Linked DNA regions of Homo sapiens: region 1 is linked to region 2. Evidence: read pairs that join two places in POLR2A ChIA-PET (ENCODE). Cell type or tissue: PC-9. All regions are shown on one strand. Each heading gives the region's core, and the rest is flanking DNA. Links, peaks and the distances in the headings are about the cores only.

Region 1 (5,367 bases), core at 122-5,121, 91 kb after region 2:
GTTGAGGCTGCAGTGAGCCGTGATTGTGCCACTGCACTCTAGCCTGAGTGACAGAGGGAGACCTTGTCTCAAAAGCATACAAACATAAAAGCCAGCCATCAGGCCACATACTCAAGTAAAATCTGCAACGCCAAATCTCAGAGATGAGGAGACTTCAGAAGCGCTCCCTAAGAGGTGCCCTGCACCATCTGCCCCCTTGGAAGCTCTGACCCTCAGCAATATCTGCCCGAGTATCTCTCATTGTAACTTGCATCCCCTGATTCTATTCTGCCAAGGAAGCAGAGAGAACTTAGTTGCCTTTCAAAGAACCAGAGGCAGAGCACGTGCCCCCGGGGAGGTCTCTTGTCTCGGGGGAAACTGCCATGTCCATTGCCCTTCTCTCACATGATCCAGCCACACAGCCTCTTTCCTGAGGGCCAAAGCTGAGTTAGATTTTCAGCTACTATATGCTGAACTTGTGTCATTTGAGACCCTACATTCTTCTAAATTGTAAATCAGATCAGGTCTTCACTTGTGCCATTGAACGCTAAATGGATCCCATCATCCTGAGGCCTAACATCCAAACTTTTCAATGCAGCCAAGAAGGGCAGGAAGGTGGTAGTTGAAAACTTGGTTCTAGAGTCAGACTGATCCAAGCTCCAATCCTCACTCTGCCCTTGCCAGAGGAGAGATCTTGGGCAAGTTACCTAATATCTCTGGACTTCAACCTCCTCGTCCAAAAAATAGGGATGGTAAGAGCTCCCCGCTAGGCATGGTGGTTCAAGCCTATAACCTCAGCACTTTGGGAGGCCGAGGTGGGCTGATCACCTGAGGTCAGGGGTTCGAGACCAACTGGCCAATATGGCGAAACCCTGTCTTTACTAAATATACAAAAATTTGCTGGCCATGGTGGCGTGCGGCTGTAATCCCAGCTACTTGGGAGGCTGAGGCAGGAGAATCGCTTGAACCCAGGAGGCGGAGGTTGCAGTGGGCCGAGATCATGCCACTGCACTCCAGCCTGGGGAACAGAGTGGGACTCTGTCTCAAAAAAAAAAAAAAGAGTTCCCCCTTCATGGGGGCCATCAGGTGGATTGGATGAGCTAATGAAGACAGGAAAGCACGCGGCAAAGGGCTCAGTGCCTGGGAACTGCTCTTGTTTTCCGTGCTGCTGTAACCCTCATCTCATCTGGCTTCTGCTTAGAGCCCTTCAGACCTGCTCTGAGGTGCTACATGTGCTGTCCTCTCTGGCTCTTTATAATGCTGTTTTCTCTGCCTAGAATATTCCATTCACCCATACACATACAGGCACACACACGTGCTAACTCCCACTGATCCTCAGGTCTCAGTGGGAAGCTGTCCTCCAGCCCCTCCCCTTGCGGCTGTTGGGTCTGCTTCCTGCCCTCCAAACCGCTGAAGCTCCTGTTGGCTGGGTTGTGCAGCCTTCTGGACTACTAACCCCAGGCAGGCAAAGACCATGTCTTCCAGATTCATCTCCGGTTTCTAGCACCTGGCATGGTGCCTGGTGCAGAGTAGATGTCTGGGAAATAATTGTGGAATGAATGAACAAGGGAGAGAAGGAACTGCTGCCCAGGTAAGTCATCTCAGTTCTGTACTTGAGTCGCTGACATCCCTGACTCACATGCGGGACTTTATATATATTCCTGTCAAATCCCATTGTTGGATTTCAGCTCAATCCAGGGGCAAACAACTTTTGAATTTCAGTTCTACCATCCAACAGATTTGCTCCCCCTTAAAGCTCTGTGTCATCAGCAAATCTTATCAGCACGCCTTACACATCTTCATCCAACTAGCAGGTGAAAAGACAGACTGGGTTGAAGTCAAGGGCAAAAGCTTGTGACTCAGCAACACTACCAGTTAAAGAGCTATCCTGTATTACGCACTTACTGTATGCCAGGTGCCACACTCAGGCCTTGGCTTTCATTACTTTAATTAACCCTCAAAACAAATCCTGGAGGTGGGAACAGTTATTATCTCCAGCTTATACACAGACAAACAGTGGCTCAGAGCCTAGACTACACATCCCAGCCTCCCTTGCAATGATAAGTGGCCATTTAACTGAAGTCTACCCAATGGAAGATGAGTGGAAGGGATACATGCTGCTTCCAGACCTGGCTCACAAAAACCTCCCATGTAAGGTCCTCCATGCTCCTTTCTCCTTTTCCATTGGTTGGAAACTCTCTGGGTGATCTTGGAAAACACATGTTGAAGACGGCAGAACCTCCATCAGCCTGGGTCCCTGAATGACTGCATGGAGAAGAGCCACCCGCCTAACCCACCCAATACTGTTCCATGAGAAAGATATGTTTATTACTTTTGAATTATTAAACAATTTGGGAGCTTATTTGTTATAGGAAGCTACCCTAATTAATTAGCTATCCTAAGACTCTGGCATTTTAAAAAAAGGAAAAAAAGATATTCAGATATTCAAAGAGATTAACTAGTTAGTTCAAGGTCATACAGCTATTTTGCAGCAAAGCGGGATCTACTCACATCTGACATCAGCCATTGGTTCTGCTGCATCTCATTTTCACACTAGACCAACATCAGCCACGCTGCCCCCAATCCATACACTGTCCTAGCCCAGCCCTCGCTCTACCACATGGGAAAGAACAATTCCCCTGCTCATATGTGTAACACCTGACTGGTCCAGGCTGTGCCAGTTTTATAAAATGGTCACTCCCAAACATCACTCAGAGGGGGAAGAGACTCTCATGTAAAGGACTCAAATAAGCTTCCAGGAGATGACAACACTGCAATTCTTAGGCAGGAGAGACTAGGCCTCCCTAAGCTCAATCGGCAACTTGATGTTCTGATCACCCAATCTGCCAAAGTTGGGGGGCCTCTAACCTGGGCAAGCTCTGCAAATGAGTCCCAGGCCAGCTAGTCTAGACACTGGATTAAAATGTGGCTAGGCTTTCCAAGCCCAGGTTTAGTCCTGGAGGGGTCAAGAGGGGAGAGTCAAAATGGAACCAGCTAAATAATTTATGGGGCCCAATGCAAAATGAAAATGTTACCTCTAGTTTAAAAATTATTAAGAATTTCAAGATGGCAACAGCAGAGCATTACACCAAGCATGGGGCCCTTCCAAGCATGGGGCTCCGCGTGACCGCACACGTGGCATACCTACAAAGCTGGACCTGGGTTAGGCAAAGGTAGATTCCAGGACCTAAAAGGTCTCAGTCAGCAGAGGCTGCACCTAAAGGCAGTGCCCAGACAGACCTTAAGTGCTGGGCTAGATGGGCAGGTGAGTGAGTCAAGTTGAATGAAACAGAACCAGTTTTAACTTCCAGCAAGTTGCCAGGAAAGAGGAAGTGGTATAGCAAATTGGAGCAAGAGTAAGCGTAAGCTCCTGGAGTAACCACGAGCTACAGCCAGAGTGTGGGGCAGGGGGGCTGCAGGGTTAAAGCCTGGGAAGGCTATGGGAGCTGGGCAGGGAGGGCCTTCATGGCCAGGTTGGAGCCCAGTATCTGCCCAACCCAGAAGAAGCAGGAGTCCCCTTTCAGGAGGATGGAGAATCCTGCCAGAAACAGTAATGCAGGTCCCAAGCTCTCTGAGTAATGGGTTTGATAATGGGGCAGGGGTTGGGGAGTCTGTGTTCCTGGAGAACCAAGGCCTTCAGGGAGCCAAGGACCAAACACTTATAATGACGGTAGCATAAATCTCTCCTTTCGTATCTTCTGGCTCTGTGCTTTTAGATCTCCTTTAATTTTCCTTTAATGTCTCGGTAAAGTTGCTTTTGAAAATTCCAACCCCCCTCCTCTGGGCTGAATGAAAAGGGACAAGGAAAGGATAGAAAATCTGGAGAAATGGAATTCCCTGGGTGAGGAGAGATGACACCTGCCAGTCTGCTTGGAGATCTGGCTGGAGTCCTCACTAAGTTATCACACCTAGAGTGATGGGGTGGCCCCTTACCCTATTTCAGCCACATGGTGTCATGGGAATTGTTGCCTTGGGCCTTGCTAAAATGCACATGTACCACCAGGCTATGTGGGCCTCAGGCTGAGGAGCAGCAACCCATCTCAAGGAGCCCGTCGCAAGAGGCTCATTTATGACTTAGTGAGGAAGCTGGGCTCCAAGGAGCAGCCTCTCCTGGCTCCCGGAGTCACTGGCCAGTACAACTCAACCCCTTGTTGAAAAGAGAGGTGAAAAACTTAATGCTGGGTACAGATGAGGACACTGGGGCACAGAGAGGGGCAGGAACTGCCCTGATCACTCAGCCTCTCAGTGCTGGCACTGGACTCCAGGTCCCCTAGTGCCCTGTGTCACCAAGAGAGGGCCCAAAGGAAGGAGCAGGGCCTCTGTCTCAGATCCTTATCACTGGCGAGGGAAAGCAGGGTGGGTGCTCACTCCCTGAATGGACACTGAAAGGCAGCGTCTCCCTTCAAAGGTGCCAGACAATGGAATGGTTGGCCAGACAGCCATTTGCTAAATTTGGATCAGAAGACTGTCTTCTGTTAACCCCTCCATGCCTAAGCATGCGGAGGCACAGTGTTCGCGATTCCTCCTTCCTTCTGAAAACACTACAGCCCTGTTCCAGCTGCACTAGGAAGGAAGGTGGGTTTTCCTTGGCTATATCTGGACTCAGAGATCAGGGAATCGGATCTCCAATGATGGCTGGTCAGCGCCAGGCTGGAGCAGTGACGGCACCTGAACGCTGCACCTGAACTCACTACCCAAGGGTCACTTTGCACGGGTCACAGGCCAAAATGAAAGTAGGCAGAGGGCAGAGGGAAATCAGGCAGCTGGCCACATGACAGTGAAGCTGCAGGCCACAGGAAGCCTGAGTGTGGATCATTATGAAGCAAGACCATAGCAAAAGCAGGCATCAAGCCAGAAAAAAGAAATCAGGAATAATGCCAGCCGGTCAAAAGTTTGTGGGTCACAGTGAAATCAGGCCAGAGGAGAATGAAATCAGGCTTCAGAACAGACCAACGCCACCTGTGACTCAGAGGGAAGGGAGCTGCGCCTCCCAGGGAAACCAGGTTGCGGGTCACTCCAGCCGCACCCCCACCCCTCCCTCCGCCGCGGGCCCAGCCTCACTTGAGCTGCTGGGTAATAAGCTCCTCGTCGTTGAGATAGCGCAGCCGTTCCTCTTCCACCAGGGTGCGCTGCCGCTGCAGCGGGTCCTCCTGCCGCCGCGCCGCCTCCGACACGCGCATGCTCAGCTCTGCCTCCGTGCGCTTCAGCAGCGCGCGCACCGACTCCTGGTTCTGTAGCTGCGGGACGCACGGACGGATGGACCCGGGTGGGGGGAGCGGAGCCGCGAGGCAGGGGAAGGGCCGGGAGAAGGCGGGTAGAGGACTGCCCAATCCAGGGCGGGGCTCTGCAGAAGAAGCGGCTGCTTGGCTCCGCCTCAGGCAGCAGCGA
Region 2 (5,367 bases), core at 124-5,123:
GATCCACCCGCCTTGGCCTCCCAAAGTACTGGGATTACAGGCGTGAGCTACCATGCCTGGCCTGTTCATCCTTTTTAGTGTAGTTTTTAGCACATGAAGAGGACACAGGAGGTGTTTACGGAGTGACTCTTTGTATGTCCCCATAGGTTTTCTTTCTCCCAGGTCTGTGTCCTCCTGTTGGGTTCTGTGCCTCCATGGACCTGTCCAGTGTCCTCGTGGATGTTTGAGCCTGTGCATGTTTGTGACCGGACGAGTGCAATCATTCTCTGAGTGTGTGTCCCCTGTGTGTGTAGCTGTGCATGGGTGTGACCTTCCCCAGCCACCCCCAGCTAACCTGGCTGATGCCCACTAGGACCCTCCCCCCGGTACCGCCTGGAGCCCATGGACACCATCTTTGTCAAGAATGTGAAGGAAGACGGCCCTGCCCATAGGGCGGGGCTTCGCACAGGTGAGCTGGCCCAGTTACCTGGGCTCTACTTTCTACCTTCTGGCTAGGATTTTATTCTCAGATCCAGGTGTTGGGGAGGCTCCTGTCCCCACAGTGTTAGCCATGCCTGGTACAGGGGTTCTCAGATGGGGCCTTTGATGCCCTTTGGTCACCACTCATGCGCTCCTTGTCCCCAGGAGACCGGCTGGTAAAGGTGAATGGGGAAAGCGTCATTGGGAAGACCTACTCTCAGGTCATAGCTCTGATCCAGAATAGGTGAGTGTCCCTGACCCCTCGTCCCATATTATCTCCCCTCCCCTTTGCCCTGGGGATGCCCTGGAGACCAGGATCCCTTCCTCCTGGACCCTGTTCCTTGACCCAGCCTGACGTTCTGCCTGTCTCTGTAGTGATGACACTCTGGAGCTGTCTATCATGCCCAAGGACGAGGACATCCTCCAGCTGGTGAGTCCAGCCCCTGTGGCCTGAGAGGAGACCCCTGAGCCCTGGGGCAGCACCGGCTCCCCTGGGAGGCAGAGAAGGAAGTGTTTGGAGGGCACAGGCCGACATTGCCCAGTTGGGGATGCCAGGCCCCTCCCTGGGCTGGGGCTGGTTGTTGCTTCATTCGGAGCTGCTCTGTGCTGGGGGAGCGGGAGACCTGGCCTTGGCAGGCAGGATTCCTGCCAGGGTATCTGGAAGGAGGGTGGCCCAGCAGGCTCTGCCAGCCTGGCACGTTCTTGTCAGCTCCTAGGAGAGATGCCTCTTCCCTGCACCCCCTCCCTGTCTGGCCCTGAGTGAGGGTGTCTCTGGTGGGTGTGTCCACACAGGCACCGAGCACACATCGAACACTGCTCAGCACACTGCACCCCACCCACCGTCATGTGCACCACACAGTACCCGAGCAGTACACAGCCACACAGCACAGCCCCACAGTCCCACCCTCTGTATAGCACGAAGCACACCACAACACACATGCAGCACCAGGCACGTGCCGCAATACAGACAACCACACAAGCACCCACTGCCACAGTTCACCCTCATACAGCGAAGTGCACCACAACACACACCCACAAACATTAAAACACGACACACTCACCAGCCCCTTGGCTCCCTGCAGTACAAACAGCATAGTACCTTGCACACTCGGACCTCCACAACTACACACCCACGCCGCACTATCACAACATGTATGCTCGCAAACACCGCGGCATCCTCCTGCCCATCTCAGCACGTGCGCCCACCCGTGTCACAGGACTCCAAATTTATACATTCGACACCTCAGCATACCTAGAAGACAGCATCCAGCCTGCCACACAGAGAGCGTGGCCCAGACACTGCACGAAGCAGGCCCTGCACTCCCAAGCATACCCTTCCACACACACACACACACACTCACACTCACACACTGCCTCTTTGTGCCTGGAGCCCCGGCGGTCCGCTTTGCCCAGTGCCCACCTCCCTGGTCTCATGGGTCCCAGCCAGATGGCGGCTTACTTGCCCCTGAGGTCACTGTCCCTGGGGAGGCCCTGGGAGCCGCTGTGCTGGCTTCTGCCTTGGACGCACTCTCCTAATCACTGTAATCACAGTGCCATGCCTGGCATGATGCCCTTCTGGAAACCTCCACCCCTGACCTCGATTGTCCCCTTGCTCTTCCTGGGGAGAGGGAGGAAGGAGGGGGGGATCTGAGGTGGACTGCTTACCCCAAGTCTCAAGGCCCTGCCTGTACAGCTCCCCCAGGCTGAGGCGAGGCCAGCTATGGGGCAGTGACAGGGTGGGACCCTAGGGTGTCCCCCACTCTCTCCAGTTGGCAGGGGCAAGGAGTGGGAAGGGCAGTAGCCTCAAGTTCTGCTGCCCAGGCTGGGGTGGGCTGGCAGCGCCAGATGACAGCATCTGGGGGCCTCCACTGGCCCCCGCATCTCTGCCAGCCGGAGGGTGGGGCCCAGGCATTCCTGTGGTTGGAAGCCAAGGCTGGAGGCCAATCGGGCCTCGGCAGCTGCTGACGCCACCACCGACGCGGCGAGGCCCCTCCACACCCATCCTCTCCTCCCTCCTCCTCCCGCCAGCCAGCCGAGAGAGAGTCGGGTGGGGGTGAGGGGGAGCCGCAGGGAGGGCAGACGGAGGGGGACCGGAGGCCCTGGCCAGGGCAACACAGTGGTCAGTGGCGGGGTTAGCCGGAGCTGGGGGTGGGCGGAGGCGGGCTGGGATGCTGCCGCCGCCGTGATGATGCCGGGAGCCTGGGGAGACGGCGGGATGGCAGGAGGGAGAGGTATGTGTGTGCCGGCCCTGTGCCAGCTGGAGGGGGCTGAGTGTGCGGGGGTGTGGTTTAGCTTGTCCTCATCACATGATGTTTGTGCCTGGGACTGGAGGTGTAGTTATTTGTGTGTGTTTCATTGTGTTCTACTGTGTGTGTGTGTGTCTCTGGGTGTGTATCTTCCAGTGTCTCCTTGTAGTGTGGTGTGTGTGTGTGTTTGGTTTCACCCTCCCACCCTTTGGTTCTTTGCCTTGAGTTAGGCTCCTGGGCAGCTCAGCAGGGGCCAGGCTGGGCCCAGGCCACAAGGCCGCTGTCCCTGGGAGCTGACTCCTTTTTTGGCTGGGCCTGGGCGCTGGCCCTGTCACTCCTTAGCAATGCAGCGTCAGCCTCAGCTCCCAGTGCCAAATTCCAGGCCCAGGGGTGGCAGAAGGTGGCTCAAGTCCCCTCCTTCAAGCCTGGCAGGAGGTGGGCAAACTCCTTCTCACCCCTGTGGCTCAGGAGCCAGCTCCCCATTCCCGGGGATGGAGGGACAGCTGGGCTCTGCCAGCCTCTGCCCCACCCAGACACACCCCTAGCCGGCTTTCTTCTCTCATCTGCCACCTTGACTGGTCTCGGTGGGGTTTTCCGGCTCCACCCGAGGAGCTTTGGGCATTGGTGGACATAAGGGGGCAGGCAGGCGGTGGAGGCCAGGACTGGGGGAGGACCCCAGGAAACAGATGCTGGAATGTTTGTGGCTAGGGCAGTCCTTGTCACAGTCTTAGCGAAATCCCACTTTTGCTGGAGTTTGCCTGCGTCTCAAAGGCTTCTTGCTTCTTCTTTGTTCTCTCCCTGGACCTGCCCTTCCACCCCCACCCACTTATGCCTCTCCCTCGTTCCCCCCACCGCTTGGTCCTCTCCCTTCATTTCCCTCCTGGGCTCCTTGACCTCCTCGGGCTGCCGTTCCCCTACCCTGTGGGACTTGTCTGGCCCTGCTTACCTGTCTCTGTGTCTCTGGCCAGGCCTACTCCCAGGATGCCTACCTGAAAGGGAACGAGCCGTATTCTGGAGAGGCCCGCAGCATCCCAGAGCCACCCCCGATCTGCTACCCCCGCAAGACCTACGCCCCTCCTGCCCGGGCCTCCACCAGGGCCACTATGGTGCCTGAGCCCACCTCAGCACTGCCCAGTGACCCCCGGAGTCCTGCTGCCTGGAGTGACCCGGGGCTCCGTGTGCCACCTGCTGCCCGTGCCCACCTGGACAACTCTTCCTTGGGGATGAGCCAGCCCCGCCCCAGCCCTGGTGCCTTCCCCCACCTCTCCTCGGAGCCCCGGACGCCCCGTGCCTTCCCAGAGCCTGGCAGCCGGGTGCCCCCCAGCAGACTGGAGTGCCAGCAGGCCTTGTCACACTGGCTGTCAAACCAGGTACCCCGCCGGGCGGGGGAGAGACGGTGCCCAGCCATGGCCCCCCGGGCCCGCAGCGCCTCCCAGGACCGGTTGGAGGAGGTGGCTGCCCCCCGCCCGTGGCCCTGCTCCACCTCCCAGGATGCTTTGAGCCAGCTGGGCCAGGAGGGCTGGCACCGAGCTCGCTCAGATGACTACTTGAGCCGGGCCACCCGTTCTGCCGAGGCACTGGGGCCAGGGGCACTGGTGTCACCCCGCTTTGAGCGGTGTGGCTGGGCTTCCCAGCGTTCGTCTGCCCGCACCCCCGCCTGCCCAACTCGGGACCTGCCAGGGCCCCAGGCCCCACCCCCGTCTGGCCTGCAGGGCCTGGATGACCTCGGGTACATCGGCTACCGGAGCTACAGCCCATCATTCCAGCGCCGGACCGGCCTCCTCCATGCGCTCTCCTTCCGGGACTCACCCTTTGGGGGGCTGCCTACCTTCAACCTGGCCCAGTCCCCTGCGTCATTCCCACCAGAGGCCTCCGAGCCACCCAGGGTTGTACGGCCGGAACCCAGCACCCGGGCCCTGGAGCCTCCTGCGGAGGATCGCGGCGATGAGGTGGTCCTGAGGCAGAAGCCCCCGACGGGCCGCAAGGTTCAGCTGACCCCCGCAAGACAGATGAACCTTGGATTTGGTGACGAGTCCCCAGAGCCAGAGGCCAGTGGGCGAGGGGAACGCCTGGGCAGGAAGGTGGCCCCTTTGGCCACCACCGAAGACTCTCTGGCTTCCATCCCCTTTATTGGTGAGTGATGGTACATGTGGCTGTCCTGGGGGACTTAGCTGTCGGCTGTCTGTGTCCTGCTGTACCCCATCTGCCTGTCTGCCATGGGCAGAATTCGGCTGGGTGCTGGTGGGATCATCTTGTTTCTCTGTCAATTCATTCATCTGTTCATCCATCCATCCATCTGTTCTTCCATCTTTCTTTCTGTTCTCTGTCATCCTTTCTTCCATCCTACCTCTCATTCATTTATCCTTTCAGCATCTTTCCACGCACTCTTTCTTTTTTCCCTCTCCCCATCCATCCATCCATCCATCATCTGTTCTTCCTTCCTTCTTTCCTTCCTCTCTCCCTCCTTTGTTCATTCATTTGTTCCATCCATTCATCCATCTATCCATCCATCTATTCTTCCTTCTTTCCTTCCTCTCTCCCTCCTTCTTTTGTTCATTCATTTGTTCCATCCTTTCTTCCACCCATTCATCCATCTTTCTTTCCTTTGACTCTTCCTTCCATTCTCCCATTCTTCCTTCCATCTTCCCTTTGTATCTTTCCC

What was found. Peaks named below come from ENCODE experiments on the same cell type or tissue, not always from the same donor. Only the 100,000 strongest peaks of a DNase experiment are listed, where the experiment ranks them.
Region 1: POLR2A ChIA-PET joins it to region 2 with 20 read pairs; 5 of 35 experiments call an interaction of 5 or more read pairs at or near these places.

Annotation. Positions count from the first base shown.
Region 1 is chr17:38,553,187-38,558,553 of GRCh38, forward strand. SRCIN1 (SRC kinase signaling inhibitor 1) reads right to left here. Exons shown (of 19, transcript NM_025248.3): 11 at 5,041-5,216. Among named protein-coding and RNA genes, the nearest start is that of SRCIN1, 50 kb to the right of the region's middle. In PC-9, for the core only: no CTCF peak of the experiment used is centred there; DNase peaks (open chromatin) are centred at 1,535, 3,245 and 4,985; H3K4me3 peaks cover 636 bases; H3K27ac peaks cover 3,773 bases.
Region 2 is chr17:38,462,494-38,467,860 of GRCh38, forward strand. ARHGAP23 (Rho GTPase activating protein 23) reads left to right here. Exons shown (of 24, transcript NM_001199417.2): 4 at 353-448; 5 at 625-703; 6 at 835-889; 7 at 3,674-4,838. Among named protein-coding and RNA genes, the nearest start is that of ARHGAP23, 37 kb to the left of the region's middle. RefSeq lists a silencer at 1,035-1,329 and an enhancer at 2,339-3,130. In PC-9, for the core only: no CTCF peak of the experiment used is centred there; no DNase peak of the experiment used is centred there.